Linked DNA regions of Mus musculus: region 2 is linked to region 1. Evidence: chromatin loops called from intact Hi-C (ENCODE). Cell type or tissue: heart. All regions are shown on one strand.

Region 1 (8,000 bases):
CTGCCTGTCCCAGAAGCTGTTAGCTTCTGTAGTCCATACTCTCACCTGTGCAGACTAGTCTCTGAGGGATACAGGAACTGCGATGACTCCCCGAGGTGCTCTGGCAAAACCCTCCCGGGCAGGGTGGACACCTCTCCTCTGGCAGGGAAGGTGCCCGGATGTCTGGAGCCTGAAATAGGGTCTGCATCAGAAGCTGTCCTCTAGGGACCTTGGGGGTGTCTGCTGACTCAGTGCCCAGGTTACCCGGTGCTGGAACCTACAGGAAGGGATTTGTGACCCTGGTTAGGTCGGGTTTTCTGTTTCCCTAATGCTGTCTCAGGTCCCACATGATTGGAATGGAACAGAAGTTGTGTTCCACTCACCGGTGGTCCTAAGATCACATGGAGAGTCCTCTAGGGACCTTGAAGGTGTCTGCTGACTCCGCGCCCAAGGATGACTTAGTTTCTATACAGCCCTGTGGAGCACAACATGAAAAGATTGCCAGACATGAAAAATAATGTAGTGCAAACATTTATACTTGAGTGCTCTAATATGAGTTTCTTTCAAGATGACAGCAAGAGGACAAAAATAACAAATGAAACCTCCTTGAAAATGTGCCTGGGGAATAGAGGAAACTCCACCAGATGTAGAGACTCTTCTTTCAGTTGGTCTATCCTAATCCTTGCTCTGTCCATGTCACATGATAACTTGTGTTCAAAAGCATATGTGAATGGTCATCAAAGTTATGATTTAGAGTCTGGTGAGATAAACCGTATTTGTAATGATCTCATTATTTGGGATCATGGGGAAGGAAAGTTTTGAGTTTCAGGCCATTCTAGCCTATATTGTGAAACTCTGACTAAAACAAGCAAATAGGTGTGCAAATTTTCAGTGTTAGGAGCACTGTGTACTAGTGTTATGATGTTCCCCTAAGCACATTAAACATTTGAGTTTCCTTGTCTTCTGCACTGTGAACCAAATTTCTAAGAATAAAAGACTTACTTGTGCTAAAGATTCTATAAGCTGGATTAGCTTGCTGATGATTGTATAGATTTGGAATGTCACAGATCTAGAAGAAAATTATCTGGTATACCTTTAGCTTCTTTCACAGCCATTCACTGTCTACCTCTGTGTCCACTAACATACTTTCAACTACCATATGAGAACTTAAGAAACTTACCAAGAGTCCACTAGCTTCTGCCAACACTAAAGCTATGAATGTCAGCAGATAACACCTAAAATCTATAGGAGAGCACCCTCGTTTTTCTGGTACCCACCCACCTGTTTTCACATTGGAACACATATTTGGAGAGACTTCAATCTGTGTTCCTTATTGGCTGTTGACAGATACAAAACAGAGATTCAAAGAGTTAAGTTGAAACCAAGTATGTGTATGCATGGATTTGTAAACAAACTGCCTAGCAGTGCTGTAGGAACAGACACTATTTCTCTGGGGATGCCCACATACGACTTTCTTCCTGTCCTTTCTCCACTTTCCACTGCCTCTGAAAATTCTGTCCTGTTAATATTAGTTTTTAATGAAACCAGTATGCTTAACTCCAGAGTTATTTGCTGCTCTGGAATTGCTAGTCCTCCTGAGACAGACTCAAGGGCAGGCTTTGCATTCTTTTGCACAGTAACGACACCAGAAAACCAGAGCTCCCATGCAAAAGACTCAGTCCTCAGCAAGCCTTCTTCTCCTTTAGGAAGAGCTGAGAGGAACAGAATGAAAGCTCTTTCAAAAGTTTAATAATAAAACTCACTCACAGCTGAAACATAAGAACTGACTACAGAACACTGCAAAACTGTAAATGCTTCAAAGATACCACAGCAGTTCCCTTAGGTCTTTCACTGGCCAAAATGTCAGTTCTTGGATGCTTACAGCAAAGGAGACCAACATGGCTGACCTTTGTCCCAAACTTGAAACATCAGCCGTAGAGGGGAGCTGAGCAGAGATAATTGAAAAACTTATTTTCAGATGTGCCTTAACATTATATGTCTAATTTTATTCTGACATTGACAAAGCTGCTGGTAAATGAGGTTATACAGTTTCATTAGATTATCTAAATGTCATTTAAGGGAAAGAGAAAACCAACTTCAGTATAATTTCAAATAGCCCCTTCACTGCACATACAAATGGGCTGAGTCTTTAGGCTGTGTCAGGATTTCCTCTATTCCTGTGTCTACTCAACCTACAGAATCATCTCCCCTCCCCCACATCCAAAGCCCCACTCCCTGCCCAACTTGAAAAAGGAACTTCTGTACCTTTCCATATTCTCTCTGCCACTTTCTCATGATAACCTGTCTATCTCCATCAACCTGGGCAACACTTGCTCACAGGCCATGGCTTCCTTTCACAGATTTCCTAAATGTCTTCAGATTATTTATGACTCTTGTTTCCTTCCCCCTTGCCCATCGGCTCCCAGCACACAAGACTTGCAGACCTCTCCTAAGTGCTAGCATTTAAGAGAAGGTTTCTAAAACTTTCATGCCTCTTCTCGACCCCAATGTCAATACAGAAAGCTCTTTGGTGCAACACCTCTGCTGTCCCACGCAGAGATGGATCTAGCCCTTGAACATGCTACACAAGCACTCCACCATTGACTGAGATAGATATGCAATGCTATGTTCACTTTGAAACAGAGTCCAGACTGGTCTTAAACCTCTGGCTTGAGCTTGGGATTTTCTGGTCTCAGTCTTCCCATTTGTTGTGATTTCAGCCCTGCACCACCAGACCCAGGCACATCTATTGCTTGATCTGTGCTTCTAATGGGACCAGCAGACTCAGCTATTGATAGCTATGTGAATTAATTGAAAGATGGTACCTCAAAATACAGTCTAAGTTCATACCATTCCTTCTGGCAAACATTTAGTTTAACACCTCTGCTCAAATCTGACAAGAAAACCCTTTTCTCTTTGACTGACATTTCTTGTGAACCCCAAGATAGGCAGTTGGCTGCTCAATTGTCATTTCTGTAACTGCCGCCTCCTCTAGACATTAGTTTGTCTGGATAAGTTCAAAATCAAATTCTCATCACCCTTTTTCCAGATCTGTATTTCTGTATTAGTCAGGGTTCTCTAGAGTCACAGAACCTATGGAATATATATATATATATATATTAAGGTATGCCTCAAGATCTGGATTAAAGTTATACGCCATCCCACCTCAAGATCTGGATCAAAAGCCTGTGTCTTCCAGATTCAAGATCTGAATAAAATCCATGTTGTCTTTCTGCCTCAAGATCCAGGTCACATGTATACCCTCTATTTCTAGATTGCAGTTCACTTCAGTTATAGTCAAATACAACTGAGAATACCCTTCACAAGACCTAACCATGGATGTCCTGGTTTGATCTAAAGACTTTGACACCTGGCTTAACCTTTATCGTTAACTGTTATGTCTGGAGTAGAATTGTTAAAGCAACCTTAAAGGACTCATCACAGAGAACACCAACAAAAACAGAGAGAAAGGACAGGAAGGAAAGAAAGGAAGAAAGGGTGGGAGGGGGAGGAGGGAGGGAGGAAGGAAGGAAGGAAGGAAGGAAGGAAGGAAGGAAGGAAGGAAGGAAGGAAGGAAGGAAGGAAGGAAGGAAGGAAGGAAGGAAGGAAAAAAGCAGCTAAGGTCACCTGTGTAGCAAACATTTTTAACAATGGCTGTACTGCCATCTGCTGGAAGAGTTTGTAAACTGCACTTGAACTAAAGCTTCAACTCTGTCCCTATATTCTGAACACTCTAAACACAGACTTTCATGCTGGATGTTATAGCAGATTTAGAGATTTCTGCAAGACGTATTTTTGACTTAAAGCAATACAAAGTTACAATTAACAAGCAGTTGATTGGCTTTCGATTGCAAGAGACATGTTACACTGACAAAACTTCAGTAAAGCAATGGCTGATCTGTTGAGCAATGTTAGGGTTTGTAAAACATCTTGTCCAATGTCAGATAAGCTTTAGGAAATCACCCAACCTTTAGTGCTCTCTGATCTCTAGAGTCAGGCTGCCTGTACATTTACTGCTATGCACTGTTGCTGAGTATTTAGGGGGTCCGTTTTCTCTTTGAACTGGCTGGTTTTGTGTGACAACTGAAGACAAGCTAGAGTCATCAGAGAGGAAGGAGCCTCAGGTGAGGAAGTGCCTCCATGAGATCCAGCTATAAGGCATTTTCTCAATTAGTGGTCAATGGGGGGAGGGCCCAGCCCACTGTAGGGGAGGACCACTTCTGGGCTAGCGGTCCTGGGTTCTTTAAGAAAGAAGGCTGGGCAAGCCACGTAAAGAAAGCCAGTAAGCAGCACCCCTCTACGAACTCTGCATCAGCTCCTGCCATAGGTTCCAGCCCTGTTTGAGTTCCTATCCTGACTTCCTTCAGTGATGGACTATGATCTGTAAATGGAAGCCAAATAAACCCTTTCCTCCCTAATTGCTTTTTGGTCATGGTGTTTCACAGCAATAGAAACCCTAACTGAGACAGTCTTTGTCATATGGAGATGGTACTATCACACCTTCTCAGGAGTAATGGGAAGATCCAATCAGGAAAAGCTGTGAAGGCACTCAGAACAGGACACAGTGTTTAATAACTATTAGTGGCTTCCGTTAACCTGCGCAAGTTGCTGCAAATTTTACATAACCATCCCAGTAAGTGACAGTGAGGCCGCAGAGGCTGCAGGCGGTCCCACTGAGTAAATGACTTTCAACTAGTTTGTCAATAAAATTTTTGAAGTGTAACGTGTATATAATAAAAACTCATCGATCATAAAAAGCACAATTTTAGGAGTTTTTTTACTTTACACAGTAAAATTTAACTGTTTTCATAACTACTGTCGGGATAAAGAACTTTGTCACCACCCTGTGCCCGTGACCATCTCCATACTCACTGCTACCTCGCCCTTACTAACCACTGCTGAAATCTTTACGGTCTCAGTTTTTCTCTTTAGAGTTTTGTTAACGAAATTGTAGCATTATGCAAAGTGTCGTGTCTGGAATTCAGTACTTAGGACGAAGATGTTGCGATCCATCTGTGTTGCTCTGAATGATACGAGTTCATGCCTTTGCAATGCACCTTAGAATTTCACAAAATCTCAGATCAAAGTCACTGTATCTGTACCCTTTCTGCAGACACGTGTTCTCCTTTCCATTTCATAAATATTTAGAGTTGTTAAAGCTTGAACAATTAAATAAATATTTGTAATTAAATATAACTGTCAAATGTTTATATTATTTCATGGTCCTGTCAACAAAGTTGAATTCTGGCAAATAACTAATAAATTCAATTTTATTTATTTTAGCCATTCTAATTACCTGTATTGTAGAACATTCTTTTCGCTCACAATTCTATTCCTAATCGTGCCTGCCACTCATGTTTTCTGTGTATTTTGTAATTTATTTTCTGATACAGCTTTGAGAGGAAGTGTGCTTTGCAAATTTAGCTCGTAGCAAAGGCTAGCTCATACCTGGTGGCTCATTTTACCATCTTTACAAACTCCTCTTTACAGAGCAAATGTTTTAATTTGTGGGTTAGAATGCTGCTCAAGGGAAGTGTGCTTGTCTAAAGCTCTTAATGCACTCAGGTACTAGAATAAACTTAATTTTTCATTTACATGAAATCCATCTTAGAAAATGTCAGTGCTCTCAAACAGTTTTGAACCTGGACTCTTTTCTTTGAGGATTTCTTTTCATTTCTAGTTATAGGCTCTATATTTGGAATTATCATCTTTCTTGAGTTAATTCAGATAAGCCATGTGAGGTAGAAGATGAATTACAACACTTTTACACATATTCAGTTACCATGGCACCTTTGCTAAGAGGACTCTTATTATCAAGTCATTATTTTGACTAGCTGCAAAATTTTATTTGAACATATATGTAAGGTTTAAATTCTGAAATCTACTGGGCCTGTAGACATAGGTGTTTCCTTAAATATATTAGTTATTTTATAGTCTTGGTATTAAGTACTGTCTTAATCCCATGTTTTTCCCTTACAAAAATTTCATCTCCTAGTAAATTGTAGATATATGTTATTAATTTATACCCCCACAAAAGGAAAATGTTGATGGTATTTGTACAAATACCACATTGAAGTTGTATCACTATGGGAAAGGGAGAAAAGTATTTCATCTCGGGAGTTATTAAGTTGTATCTCAACACATTGATTTGGTTTCTTTTACCCATGTTTGTGGTACATGACTCGTGTCTTTTATTAAATTTAACCTTTAGTATTTTAAATTTTGTATGCCATGTTTAGCTACCTACAAGTTCTACAATCAGTTATTTGTTGTTAATGTAAATATCTGAGTGACTCTTTTTATCAACTATAATCTGGACTAGTCCCGAGCTCATGTAGCAGTTTCAGGTTTTTTTTTCTTTTTTTTTATTAATATTTTTATTAGGTATTTTCTTCATTTACATTTCCAATGCTATCCCAAAAGTCCCCCATACCCTCCCCCCCACTCCCCTACCCACCCACTCCCACTTCTTGGCCCTGGCATTCCCCTGTACTGGGGCATATAAAGTTTGCAAGTCCAATGGGCCTCTCTTTCCAGTGATGGCAGACTAGGCCATCTTTTGATACATATGCAGCTAGAGTCAAGAGCTCCGGGGTACTGGTTAGTTCATAATGTTGTTCCACCTATAGGGTTGCAGATCCCTTTAGCTCCTTGGGTACTTTCTCTAGCTCCTCCATTGGGGGCCATGTGATCCATCCAATAGCTGACTGTGAGAGAACACACACTAGCAGCTTGACAACACACCTAAAAGCTCTAGAACAATAGGAAGCAAATTCACCCAAGAGGAGTAGACGGCAGCTTCAGTTTTATGTTAGTTTTTATACAAAACTTGGGTCTTTCTATGCATACCATAATGTGGTTTACAAACATCATTTACTCTTTTATACATGGCATTTAGTGTGTGTGTGTGTGTGTGTGTGTGTGTGTGTGTGTGTGTGTGTGTGTGTGTGTATGATTGGCTGTGTGCATGTGTATGTGCGTGTGTGTGCATGAGTGCGTGCTACAGTGTGATAAGGCAGATCAGAGGACAGCCCAGTAGACTCAGCTCTCTCCTACCATGTGGATCCAGGTAATCCAATTCTGGTCCTCAGTGTTGCCACCAAGCACCTTCACCTACAAAGCTCTCTGGATGAATGGGTTTCCTTTCATTCTAATATCCATGTCTTTATTAAAGCACTTATCGTATTGGCTACCGATTACAGTGAATGACTCGATTTTGAGTCCCACACTGTTTGTGTTGACTGAATAATTTTTGTATACAACCTTTAACAACTTGGTGCCATACATTCTATTCTAAATCTACAGGATATTTTTCTTGGTAAGTAGGGTATAGTCAAATTCCTTTGCTACACCTATTCCTTATATTATTTTTATTATTATTATTTTTAGTGACTCAATAGAGTATTACACTGATTCGTTGCGATCATTAAACCTGCTCTTGTTATTCTGGTCACCCTCCTGTGGCCACAATGAATTAGTTTTCCGTCTTTACTAGATTCCATTTGTCTGCTTATGAGATATATTATGGTTTTCCTGTTTAAAAGTAAAGTAAAAAAAAGTGAATTGGGAAATATTAATAGCCAGTGATAGTAGGTTACATCAAGAAAACAGTGATTTCAAGACTCATCAGGGCACATGCACATGGGAGCTTACAGCAGTTGTGACAAGATGCACGAGACCTAAACAGGACTGGGCCAATCGACATTACGTCATGGAAAGGGGAGGGGCTCACGAGGACCCAGTCATCTCTAAAGAACTCTAGACTGTTGCGGTTGCCAGAAAGGGCAAAGAATAAGTCATATTGACCAGTGATATATGCTGAACCAAATAAATAATTCTCCATTATTTATTTGGTTACTTTACTTATTTGATTACTTTATTTATTTATTTATTCATTTATTTATTTATTTATTACTCCATGGTAAATAATTGACCACTCTCAGTCTCAAGAAAACCTAATTAAGCATAGTGGGGTACAAATAAATCAGACACCAAAATAGGAGGGGTACTTACTTGTTGGG
Region 2 (8,000 bases), 1.0 Mb before region 1:
TCTGGTTCACGATCTCTAATGGAATCAACTGTTGTCTTAGGTAGGGTTTCTGTTGCTGTGATGAAACGCCATGACCAAAAGCAACTTTGGAAGGAATGCGCTTATTTCTTCCAGGTAGCAGTCCATCATTGAACAAAGTCAGAGCAGCCACTCCATGCAGGAACCTGGAGGCAGGAGCTGAAGCAGACAACATACCATCGAGAGTGCTGCTTACTGGCTTGCTCCTCCTGGTTTGCCCAGCCTGCTCTCTTGTTTCATCAACCTAGGGGTGGCACCACACATAGTGATCTGGGCCCTTCCACATCAAACATCAGTCAAGAAAATATGTTCCACAGGCTCGCCCACTGGCCAGTCTGGTGGATATGTGTTCTCAATTGAGGTTTCCTCTTTGAAAACTACTGTCGAATCAAGTTGATATAAAACTAGTCAGCACAGATTCATGTTTTAAATATCTGATTTCATTTGTCAAAAAGACACTTGCAAAACTGCCATTTTGTAATAGTTCTATTACAATCTATACAGTGCTTTATTATACTCTCTGATGTTCGTCTAGGGAGGTGACATTGTCACTCACTGTCCTCTCACTTTCTCATTGGGTTTTCTTCTGTTTGCGACAGTCTTGCTGTGTAGCCTAGCTGAGCTCCCTGCCCTCCCCGCCTTAGTCTGTGTAGTGCTAGGATTACAGAGCCATGCTGCTGTACCACTTACCGTTGATTCTTAAGTACTTTTGTAAATGTGGTGGGTACACAGGAACTTGAAAATAGCATCTTTTATTCATAGCCCTTCCCTAGCTAAATTTCTACAAATGTGCCTGTTTCTTCCTTTATTTCCCCTTGATTTCCTATTTCCTTTCCCTTTACCCTGCTTAGATCTTTCAATGGGAATGAAATGTCTTCACAAGTCAGTGGAGAACAGAGAAATGTTTCGTAGCTGGAAAACAAGATTAGAGGACAATAAAAATGGACCTTAATTAATTAATTACTTAATTAATGGTGACTGTAAGAGACAGTCTCTTGAAAACCGGCTCCTACAACCCAGTTTGTCCTCCACCTTTTGGCCCTCCTGTCTTTACCTCCCAGGTATGAGGATTACAGGTGTGAGCCACTGAGTCTAGCTTTATCTGGTGCAGCAGTGCTGGTCAAGCCCTTTCCTAAGCAAGCTACATCCCTAGCCTAGTAAAGTCTTTAAGTATGGAATATACGTTAATAGAAGAATTCTCGAGTAGGAAAGATTTTTTATTTTTTTGTCTTTTCAGTGTTTGAGACAAGGTGCCGAGGTCTTATGGAGCTCAGGCTGTTGGGACTTGTGATCTTGGTTGTCCCTCCTGAGCACTGTGGTCATTGGCAGGTGCCACCATCCACTATTCTAGTGCAACTTTTTACATTGACAGATGTCCTGTCTGTATTAAAGTTGATGTATTCTGTATGCCTAGACTAAACCTTTTATTATAATGTACTAACTATACATACTAATGGGTTTCATTGGCTTTATTGTCCTATGTGTATATAGTGTATATAATGTATTGTGAGCTGCCTCTCTTTCCTCCCCCCCTTTGCTGATCCCCTTGGTCTCTGTGCTCTTGATGACCCAGTGAATTTCATTAGGGTTTCCATGGGTGCATGGGGTGGATGGCTATAGGCACATGGGTTATTTTAGTGGCTATGTTACTAAAGAAAATGTCTTTACCTCTTCTAGCAAGCATTAGTTACTTATAGATCCTTATGGAAGGTAACTTTTTTTTGTTTGCTTTGAGACAGGGCTTCGTTGTATATATATATAGCTTGAGCTGCCCTAGAACATGCCCTCAAACTCATTGAGATCTGCCTGCCTCTGTCCCAAGAGCTGGGTGAAAAGTGTGTGCCACCAAGCTTAGCTTTTTGTTTTAGGGACTGGGTTGCACATGGCCAGGATGATCTCCAGCTCAGGTCAGTTCTCTTTCTTCAGTCTGTTGAGTGTTGGGAATCTAGGCATGAGTGCCTTACTAACATCAGCTAAGATCGTAATAGTGTAATGCTAGTGTGTGTATTGTTGTTTGTGGTGTTTTAGGCATAAAGGGTTTTCTCTTGGGGCTGGAGAGATGGCTCAGTGGTTAAGAGCACTGACTGCTCTTTCAGAGGTCCTGAGTTCAATTCCCAGCAACCACATGGTGGCCCACAACCACCTGTAATGGGATCCAATGCCCTCTTCTGGTGTGTCTGAAGACAGCTACAGTGTACTCATATACATAAAATAAATTTTTTTAAAAATTTTTTTTATAAAAGGATTTCTCTTGGAGAATTTTGCAGATTGTGTTTTACAAGAAACCAATGTTAAGTTTTTCATTTATGAGATTACTTTTAAAATATCTACTGAACCGTCTTTAGAGCTCTCAGTCAGCTCCTGTTACAGGTCACGAACACTGTTGCGTTGCCTTTTCTCAGACCTGCACAAGTGTGATGAGGAAAAGGCCACCGGTTCCTGCCAGGACAGTCCCTTAGGATGCTCTGTGGTCAAGGAAAGATAACAACGTCAGAGATAAACAAAATAGCTCATGGTTTCTGCCTATGTTTTAAACCCCTGAGTCATGTCACTAAAATCAGCTAGCTCAGAGGCTTACTTTAGGATCATGAAGTTTTTTCTTTTCTGTTAGCATTTGTTTCAGAATAATGTATACATAGCTTTTGGAAAGTAAACAGAATTAAAGGGATTTAGTAGAATTAAGTAATTTGGCTATTTAAAACCAAACAAACGTAGAATTAGTGGTTTGAAAAATGCCTGAAGATATTGAATGTAATTGAATTACATTGAATGATATGCAATGTAAGGAGCAGCAGTGAAATTGAAGTGAGAAGCAGCCACACAACCCAGCTTCTCCCTGTCAGTCACCTTTATCCTTAGCATGTCCTTGAGCTAAACTGGCCTTTCTTTTCCCCAACAGTATGTGTATACGTGTACATGTTTGTGTGTGGCTGTGCATGCATATTTGTCTGTGTGAGTGTGGAACCAGACTTACTCAACAAGCATTTTCCCGACTGAGCTGTCTCCTGGCCTCTCATCCCTGTAATTCTTTTATAATTGTGTGACGACCTTGTCCAGTGTGTTTTCCTGCCCTTCAGATTTCTGCACACCAGTTGTTCTTCGCTCTCTCTGGTAGGCAGGCTGCTGGGCAGCAGCACTCTGAGGCCCGCCCGCCCGCTGGCCCACCTGCCCTCCCTTCCTCCCTCCCTCTCTTCCTTCCTTCTTTCTTTTCCCCTTCACAGCCGCTTGTTTTTCCTTTTTGTATTTCTGCTGTCTTCAAGTCACTTTACATACTAAGTTACTTGTTTTTATGTCCCTGTGAGTTTCTCTTGTTTTTTAAATTCATATTTCCTCACTGAGCTTTATTGAGCATGTAGAATTGTTTGAACACATTAATATAGTCTTGTCCAAATAGGCTACTGTCATCTCTCCCCCAGAGAAGTCTTCATTCTTTGATACAGTCTTCTACTGCTTGTTTGATGGTGGCAAGACTGCCTTAGACTTATTTTGCCACTTGAATTTTCTCTTCATAGTATTAATGATTCTTCATGACAAAAGGCTTCCTTCTGTGTCCAGCCCTAAGGATGCCTGATGCTTTTTAGATGGGCAGTTGACTATAATGGTTACGAGTGTGGACTTTGAAGTAATTTTACCTCCGTTCAGATCTTACCGTAATTATCATTTCTCTCTGTATAAATTTTGGGCAGGTCATTAACTTCTCTACCAGTTTCAGGTTTCCTCATATATAAGTGACGACATACATCTTAAAGATTGTTGAAAGATTTCAGAACAAGTTACATTGCATAAAAATAAATGTGTGTGAGATATTATGTATTAGGATTTTTATGGTATTGGTTTATTATAATGCTAAGCTTTTTAGAAGTTACTTTCTCCAATTTTTTTTTTTTAGACTTATTTCTAACTCGGATTTGTCTTCCTAAGGTAAAGGGTATAATCGCTCCCAGCATTTTAAAATTGGTATGCAGTTTCAACCACTAGATGGTGACACTTGCATAGCTAGACAAGTGGCTTTGTTATTGTGGCATGGGTTTGTGTGAGTGTGAAGGCCAAGTGTAACTGGAATTTATCATGAAGGTTAGTTAGGAAAGTATACCAGCCAAAGTGAACTTGTATATGTTTTCCCCGTGTGATGCACATCCTCTGACTCCAAGCTTCAGGGCATTTGAAGTCAATGGCTTTGCCTCACGTCTCACAAGAGTGGATGCAGTCAGTGTAGTGCGTGGATTCCTTACTCTCATGTCCTTGGAATGTCCCGTATCTGTAGATTATTTGTCTTTGAGCTGTTATAATGAATACCAAATTCTCATGAAAGCTCTCCCCCCTTCACTTATGCACTGGACTCATCCCTTCTTACTTCTCAGGAACATGTTCCCTAATTATCTCCTGGTGACTGTCTGTGTTGCCCGTTCCTCCCACGAGTCCCTTCTTAGCTTGCTGGCATGCCTGATACCGTGTTGTCCTACCATCTGAACCCCAGCTCTGTCAGTGTCTCTTCGCACCTCCTTGGATGCATAAAAAGCATCAAACTTACCAAGTAGAACATGTGAGTGTTTACCCAGGGATCTGCTGCTTTCCCAGATAAGTGAAAGGCACTGCCATTTCCCTAGTTACTTCAGCCTCAAACCATGAGTCAGCTCGCTGGCTTACTCACCTTCTCGGAGCTGTTCTGCCCCACTTGCTTATAAGTCACTGCCTGTCTGATAGCTCCCTCTGTTTCTGTAGCCATGCAGTTCTGGTTGTTACTATTGTAATAGACTAGTGAGACCCCATTTGTAATGCTGGTAGAAAGGCTCTTACCCCTTGACATTGACCAGATGAGACTTGGTGAAATTCTGGAGCGAGTGGTGAGGGTTAAGGCTGTGTGCAACAAGCTCTGACTTGTGGGAGAACAGCACGTAGGAAAGAGCCTGGGGACCACCCCTCACCCAAGCCCCCGATCATGGTCTGCTTCCGAGACACACTGATTTCATCGCTATCACTGAGAAGTTTCTCATGATAACGGTCCTCTAAGTTCATTTGCATAGCTGTTGGCCGCATCCCATAGGCCTGTATTTTCCTTCTCCCCTTTGCCCCGACCCTGTCTTGTTTACTTGAGATCCCAGTAGGGTTAGCCAGGAAGCTCTCACCTCCGGCTCTGTTGTCCACATAACCACTGGACATCATTTCTAGATGCCTTTCTTTCACTCCTCAGGCCCAGCCCAAGTGGGGTTTCTTATACCATATATACGCTTTTATCCACTCTCAGTTTTCACTGCAGTTATCCTGGTCTTATTGGGAGATACCTTATCCCTGGTTTCTTAAGAAACCTGAATTGGTCTCATTGTATGTGGTTTATATCCTGATAGCTTATTCTGCTCCCTTGACTGGACATCTTTTCGAAATGTAGTCACGTCAGTGTTAATAAAGCTATGAATTCTTCACCACGACTACATTAGATGAACACCTCTAACCCTAGCCTGGTAGGTTTTCTGTGGCCATGATTTGGCCTACTTCTCTAATATAATTACTTCCTTTCTCCTTATACTGTAATCGTACTGGTTTGACTTTCTATGTTCTGAACATGAAGTGCTTAGTCTTGCCTTGGGCTCTTGCCTTTGTCTGCAATGGACTTTCTTCAAATTTTCATGTTTGTCCTGTCTTGTCGTTCAGGTCTCAGGCTATATACATTCCTTGGAAGAATCTCCTGTTTGCCTATCACCCATTTTGAGAAGATACTTGGTCATTACATGTCACATCCCTCTTTAAACCATGGAATTTACATTGGAATCTTTTTCTCATGCCCTTTTCCCCAAAAAGTACTTTAGAAAGTTCTAGAAGAATAGTAGAGACCTTCTTTATCCTCGCCCAGAAAAAGTGACCTATAAATATTTATTAAATATGCCATTAACTAAATAGCTCACTGAATTGTAGTAAATTAGAAATACAGTCGGGAGCAAAGTAACTAAGCATTGTGCCCTTTCGTCTGGTGAGTGAGCATGTTATCAAACTTACTGGGCTTGGTCACCAGCTGTTCTTTGTCTCACTGTTGGGCATTATCTCACCCTGCCCTGTGTAATCCCTGAGCTATTCACCTTGCTTCCTTCCTTGTGCTAGTTTAGTTCCATGTTGTTAAGGCTGCCTTTAAACTGGCTGAATCAGACTTTGGTCATTTATTAACCACAGTGACTTTAAACCAAGTTTTTATCTTTTACTGTTTCCTATCCAACAGCTGTAACAGGGCTGTGTCTTTTCAGTCTGTTCCAGACTGAAGTTGAATTAGGAGATAGACTGCAGGAATTGGGAGAGACCACAGACTGACTTATTGGGTGCCAAGCATCCTGTGAGCCCCAGATGGAGGAACTAAGTGGGGCCATTGTTGAGCGGTGGGAAGGATCAGCTATGAAATGAACAAGGGCGTGAACGAGAGCCAGAGGGGGTGGGGCAGCTCAGGGATCTGTTAGGACTGAAGCTCTTCATTGCTTGCTTCACCTTAACTGTTGGAAAACAGTTCCTTTGCTCTTTAAATGTTTGTATATTTAGGCAAGAAAGGTCTTACCTGGAAGCATTGATTGAATTTTCAAAATAGAAGTGGTGGTGAGAAGCCGTTCTTTTCTTTTTGCTTTACTTTTGTGTTCCATACAAATCTGTAGGTGTGTTTGTACATGTGTGCGTGTCTCTGTGTGTATGCATGCATATCTGCCTAATGCAAAGAGGAAATAGAAAGAGTTATAGTCACTGTCCTGGTGAATTTCCTAGTTTATCTTGTTCTTTGTCTATGGGCAGCTTTGTTGGGTGGTGAGATGGTAAGTCCTCGTCCTTTGCAGCACTGGGGCAGTGACGTTTTGAGCAGTGTAACCTTTTGACAGCTGTTTTCCTCATGGGCTCTTAACATCCCTGACCCCGTGTGGCCCCTGCCACTAATTCCTTAAACACATGTGGTGACAGTTGAAAAAGACCTCTGTGAATTTCCATAAATGATACATGCTGCATTGTAATAACTGCTTCTAGTTTTTTTAGGCAGATAAGAACATGTGAAGTTAAGAGGACATTTGGCTAACACAGTAAACTTGCATCAGTAGCTAGGCCAGGCAGAGACTGGTGACCAAACCATTGCTTGTGTTTGAAAGTAAATGTTTTGTAGTGACAGAGCCATGCTTATCTGCTTCCGTCGTGACTGTGGCTGATGTGTGACACGATGGTAGAGCTAAGTACTTGTGACAGAGGCCATCCTGCTCACAAAGTCTAAAATACTCACTGGATTGGCTAACAACATGCCATCCTTTGCTCTAGAGACCAGAACCCTTCAAGGTAAACATCTCAGAGCTAAGACCTCTCTGCTGTACCTGGAATCTTTGTCCTTCGCCTCTCCTCTCCTCTTTCCCCCCTCCCCCACCCTTCTCTTTTCTCTGTTCTTTCTCTCCCTACTCACAATCTTCTGTCTTAGGAGTTTTATAATACTGGTTACTGAAATGATGAGATGGACTAAAGTAAGAATGGTGACTGCTTCTTGTGTTTCAGGGAAGAGCTTGTTTTTACAATCCCAACACACCACGTGTGTTCCCTCTTAGCATTTCTTCTATGCTTCTCTCTGTTTTCAGAAGTCTTATGGAGCAGGTAGGACAAATGGAGTGGATAGAAACTGTGATATTAGTGTCTTTTAAGTGCTCAGACATTTTCCATTTTCTGTGGGCTTAAAAGAATTAACACACACACACACACACACACACACACACACACTATGGGCCTAAAAGAATTAACACACATACATACAAAAAATCCAAACACCTGCTCAGGCCAGCTGTCATGGCTGTCATGGCATAGTCAGGTAGATTTCTGAGTTCAAGGCCAGCTGGTGTACAATAGTGAGTTCTAAGCAGCCAGGCTGCAGAGTGAGACCCTGTTGCAAAACAACCCCTCCCCCCCCCAAAAAAAAACCAAAAAACAAAAACCTACTCTGATTTCCGAGTTCAGAAAAAAGTACCCAGAAGGACTAGAGGAAAATT

The links. A loop is a pair of places that touch in the nucleus more often than their neighbours do. Peaks named below come from ENCODE experiments on the same cell type or tissue, not always from the same donor. Only the 100,000 strongest peaks of a DNase experiment are listed, where the experiment ranks them.
Region 2: a loop joins it to region 1, with 6 times the contacts of the local background. A loop is called at or near these places in 16 of 42 quality-filtered maps.

What each region holds. Positions count from the first base shown.
Region 1 is chr15:6,205,847-6,213,846 of GRCm38, forward strand. No RefSeq gene overlaps it. Among named protein-coding and RNA genes, the nearest start is that of Gm23139, 58 kb to the left of the region's middle. In heart, a CTCF peak has its summit at 3,657 (motif pointing left); no DNase peak of the experiment used is centred here.
Region 2 is chr15:5,190,030-5,198,029 of GRCm38, forward strand. All of the region lies in intron 2 of Ttc33 (tetratricopeptide repeat domain 33), which reads left to right. Among named protein-coding and RNA genes, the nearest start is that of Ttc33, 8.5 kb to the left of the region's middle. In heart, a CTCF peak has its summit at 4,000 (motif pointing right); DNase peaks (open chromatin) are centred at 6,372 and 6,862; H3K27ac peaks cover 355 bases.